2 separate regions of the Homo sapiens genome follow, and region 1 is linked to region 2. Evidence: read pairs that join two places in POLR2A ChIA-PET (ENCODE). Cell type or tissue: MCF 10A. All regions are shown on one strand. Region 1 overlaps OSBPL6 (oxysterol binding protein like 6). Region 2 overlaps OSBPL6 (oxysterol binding protein like 6).

What was found. ChIA-PET counts read pairs that join two places held together with the same protein. Peaks named below come from ENCODE experiments on the same cell type or tissue, not always from the same donor. Only the 100,000 strongest peaks of a DNase experiment are listed, where the experiment ranks them.
Region 1: POLR2A ChIA-PET joins it to region 2 with 5 read pairs; 2 of 35 experiments call an interaction of 5 or more read pairs at or near these places.

The regions. Positions count from the first base shown.
Region 1 is chr2:178,328,038-178,330,537 of GRCh38, forward strand. It overlaps OSBPL6 (oxysterol binding protein like 6), which reads left to right. Exons shown (of 25, transcript NM_032523.4): 5 at 219-341. Among named protein-coding and RNA genes, the nearest start is that of CHROMR, 84 kb to the right of the region's middle. In MCF 10A, no CTCF peak of the experiment used is centred here; no DNase peak of the experiment used is centred here.
Region 2 is chr2:178,270,961-178,273,460 of GRCh38, forward strand. The region is part of intron 1 of OSBPL6 (oxysterol binding protein like 6); the gene reads left to right. Among named protein-coding and RNA genes, the nearest start is that of OSBPL6, 78 kb to the left of the region's middle. In MCF 10A, no CTCF peak of the experiment used is centred here; a DNase peak (open chromatin) is centred at 1,211.

The DNA.
Region 1 (2,500 bases), 57 kb after region 2:
GACCCCACTTACCTCTAGGTCTACCTGGGAAACTCTTTTTAACTGAAGTTAAAAGTGCATAGCTGTGTTTGATGTTAGAATTTGCTCCGGAATGTTGTTCATCCTTCTTTCTGGTGGGCCTAGTACTGCTTCAAAAGCAACTTCTACTTAAGAATCTGCTTTAAGTGTGTCATCAGGCACTGAGTAACATGTGATTTGTTTTTCTTCTTTTCTCTCAGGAAGCTGACAGCTGGGAAATTATAGAAGGGCTGAAAATAGGCCAAACCAATGTCCAGAAACCAGACAAACATGAGGGCTTTATGCTGAAGAAAAGAAAATGGCCTTTAAAAGGCTGGCACAAGGTAACATTTTTATCATATTCAGGTTCAGACCATCTTCATAAATAAAGAAGATCTTATTTGCTATCATGGGGTGGGAAACTAAGAATATGGCAGTATGTGTAAAACTAGCTTTTTAAAACTTTTTTTTGAGACAGATTCTCACTCTGTTACCCAAGCTGGAGTGCAGTGGCATGATCTCAGCTCACTGCAGCTTCCACCTCGCAGGTTCAAGCGATTCTTCCACCTCAGCCTCCTGAGTAGCTAGGACTACAGGTGCATGCCACCATGCCTGACTAATTTTTTTATTTTTAGTAGAGACAGATTTTTGCCCTGTTAGCCAGGCTGGTCTTGAACTCACAGCCCCAAGTGATCCGCCCACCTCAGCCTCACAAAGTCCTGGGATTACAGGTGTGAGCCACCACACCCGGCTGTAAAACTAACTTTTAAGGCCTTATTTTAACCACATGGGTTGTAGTCTATTATAGTTAACAGAGACTGAGATCTGTAATATACATATGGAGGGAAAAAAATATGTGATATTTAATCCAGTTGGTATGTATTGTTGTCTGATTTGCTTTTTTCACTTAAATTAGTATAGATAAGTTCTCATTAAATACTCTTTGAAATATGAGGTATTTTAAATGCATGCATGTATCACTTTGGATGGATCTATATTATATATCCCACTGCTATCGAACTAATTCCCTGTTGCTGGATATGTAAGACATGCCTTATTTTTTTACTATTGTGATGTGATGAACATCCTTACACATGAACTTCTATTTAGTTCTTTGGGATACATTCCTAGAATTATTGTTACCAGTACAAACTAAAGCTGGAGTTCACTGATCCCAGAAGTTTGTTTACTGCTCTTTGAAGGCTACAGTTTATTCCTCTCCTTCCTCCCAACATCCTTGTCCTATCTCTAAGTTTAAATTATAGAGAAAATATTTTTTACTGCATTTTACCATTACCCAAATAGCAAGGATTCTGTCATACTAAGGAGGAGAAAGTTGCCGTACATTTTCAGTTTAAACTATTATTTTTATTTATTTACTTATTTTTTTTTTTTTTTGAGACAGAGTCTCACTCTGTCACCCAGGCTGGAGTGCAATGGCACAATCACGGCTCATTGCAACCTCCACCTCTCGGGTTCAAGTGATTCTTCTGCCTCAGCCTCCCTCCAGAGTAGCTGGGACTACAGGCGCACGCCACCACGCTTGGCTAATTTTTTTTTATTTTTATTTTTAGTAGAGATTGGGTTTCACCATATCGGCCAGGCTGGTCTCAAACTCCTGACCTCATGATCTGCCTGCCTCGGCCTCCCAAAGTGCTGGGATTACAGGCGTGAGCCACCACGTCAGTTTAAACTCTTTAGTGGGCCACCCAGTATCCTCTTTGAAATCAGTGGAAGAATAAATCTATATATTTGGCACATCTGCACGTGGATTTCATCTCAGGGCAGATAAATTTATTGGCCCAAATGGCCAGTGGTGGCTGCCCATTGGCTCAGTGCAGGGAGGTTATGTATGTTAACTTCCTTGAGGAAACATTTTATGTGTTTTAAGGGAAAGACTTAAAAATGAACACATGGGAAATGTTGCCCCGGTGCCCTGTCTCTGAAAGTGCCTTCTTCCTTGTCAGAAACGATCTTTCCTGAACCCATAATATTATCGTAGTGCCAAGGACCTGTCCTCACTGTCGTTCTTCCTGAGATTTTCGCCAATTGGCCATCCTCCTTCCTACAATCACTGTTGCCTTTCATCCTTTGTGTTTCCCCAAATTGATGGCCTTGCTAATCTCTTTCCTTATGATATGCTATAGGTGATCTCTGCTGAAATTCTTGGATAGACAGAAATGGAAACCACAGGAAAAAACCGTCAAAGAAACAAATTTTGTATGAATTGCTAACTTTAATTTAGCACTTTCAGTCCATGTTTCAACAAAACTGGCTGTGGTTTGGCAGCAACTTTCTAGACCGTGCCTTTGAACATTTTGCTACATAAATAACAGGAGGGCCTGCTTTGCATTGTTGTCTTTTCTTCTGATCTCTACAACCACCATGTGTTTATTCAGATGTCAGCCCATTTGATTGACCAAGTTAAGGGCAACTGATTTTAATCAAGTGTTTTTCAACCGTAGAGACTCTTTTTTTCCAGTGTTTACTTGTTGTCCCGCAG
Region 2 (2,500 bases):
ATTTAGAAAACATCAACACTGGGATTGGAATTAAGCCTGTTTAACTCCGAAACCATGTTATCTTTACACAGTACCACAGACTTCCACTTGTGCCCAAAGGAAGCTCTCAATTTCAAGGAAATCATAGTCTACCTTGTTTGCCCTATCCAGTTTTTTTTAAATCAGCCTATGACATCAAATTATATTTCCAGAAGAACAGCTTTGAATTGTAATGGATGGCATTGTTCACTGTCTCGGCATTTTAAAATTTATTTCAATTTTACTGACAATACCATCTATTTAAATACAGGAAGCTTTAGTCATAAGAATGCTAATATGCCTGATTTAGTTGTTAAATTTTGTTGTGCTCTAATGAGCAAACAAGTCACTGTGGAAACCAAATGGAAATCTAGATGAAGAGAGATACAGCAAGAGGCCTAAGAAATGGGGCAGCTTGAAATAATTCCCTCAAAGCAGACTGGGAGACTGAAGAACTGACTCAAAGAGAAATTCGGCTGCTTAACAATGTTTTGTTTTTGCTTAAAAACAAAACAAAACAAAAAAGAGAAATTCAGCCAGGGTTATTCAGTAAAGCTATATATGAAAAATGTTACAGATTATGCAAACCTTAGACTTATTGAGGCTCTATTTTATCATTTCAAAAACTGTATAATTTATGGCAGTGCTACTAACAGTGTTCACCTAATTTATTAATAATTTTTAAACATTATTTTGACCTCGATTTGCATGTGACAAACATGTTTATACTTTAAAGAATATACATAATAGTTATTTTAAAGACTGACTCAATTAAAACACTTAGAATCTCCTGCTCCCTGCCCAAGGATTCAGTTGCCATTCCAGTAATCCAATAGATACTAGAAATGTGATATTCTAGACTGAATGTTCCAGATGTCATTGATATGAAAGCCCTACCAGATAGAGGACCCAACAGAAAATTTCCCATTAGCACAACTTAGTCAAGACAGTTCTGTAAAAGTCTGTTCTTTCATCTGGTTTAGGACTTAGATTGTTCTTTCAGGATTTGAGGCTTAGGGAAATTACTTTTGTCCAAGAGTGAATATCAAAACTCATTTACGTAACAGGTTTTGAACTGAATAGCCAGAGAAATCTCATCTGTGAACACAGGACTGCAGACAGTGGGCAGCTGTCCAGTGGTCTGGCAAGAACTTACTGTTCAGCACAGCCCTGGAGCTTCATGTAAGAGTGAAGTCAGCCTCCACTTGGCGATCCAAAAAGCATTTCAGTTACTGCCAAGTGCCATGTTAGGACTTGTCAACTTCTGCCCAAGTAGTATCAGACTGCTGATGTTTGGATATACTTTTGTTAATCTTTCCCTGTCTTGGCACTTGGGGGTTCTGTTATGTATCAGACTATGTAATTTTTGCATTTTGGTACTTGGATATTTAGTGTTAAAGGCATATTAGAGATGATGATTGAAATGATCACTGTATACGCAGATCTTGAAAGCTCTTGATCCAAGGCCCCAGAGGCAAACAGTATTTTAAGTTTGCAGCAGGGGAAAGACAGGATCAGCTATCTTATGATTTATCTAATTTGGAAGTATATTATCAGTTACCTCAATGGGAAGGAAGCTTTTAATGCACCACCGTTAGTAGCTGTTGGCAGATCACTAGTCGGTAAATGCCCTGGGAGTAGCATTACAATTCTCCTCTCTCAGTTTGCTTCACAAGGAAACAAGTCTCATTGCATATCTTTTTAACTGAAGTCTTTCTTCAGCAAAACTTGTCTGAGTGCAGGTACTTGTCCATTTGGTTTAAATGATCAGTCACTTGAGCTTTAGCACACTTTAGCATCCTTCTTGCATACTGTAGCAAAAAGCATGAGCACCTGCCATGGGCATAAGTGCAAATGGTGCAGGTGGGCTTACAAAGATGGAGCAGTTGTAGACATTGCCCTCAGAGAGCATCCAGTCTTGAAAATAAAAGGCATGTGTTAGTAACTTTGATCAAGATGGGCTGAGGAAATTCCCATAGGTGCTGAGTGAAAGTTATGAAAGTTAAGATCCTGGATAATTCCACTGAGCCACAGAGAATGGCTTCTTGTCATCCAGACAGGGCCTGAAAAGGATGGGATTTAGACTTTGGAGATGTAATGGGGAGACTGTTCTAGGTAGAGGAAATGCACAGAGTGGGTAAAGAGTGAGTATGATTGGGGGAATTGCAAGACGTTTCATTTGCTTGAAGATTTCAAGAAGTATATCCTGGAAGAGGAAGGTGGAAAGTTAGTTGAGGTAAGATCATGAAGGATCTCTAATAGTAGGCTAAGGAATTTCGGCTTTATTCTGTCTTTCTCTAATTTCAGTATTAACTTAAGTATTTTAATATGGCCGGGCTGTGGCACATTCCTGTAGTCCCAACACTTTGGGAGGCCAAGGCAGGTGAATCACTTGAGCTTCACAGTTTGAGACCAGCCTGGACAGCATGGTGAAACCCCATCTCTACAAAAAATAGCCAGGCATGGTGGTGCATGCCTGTAT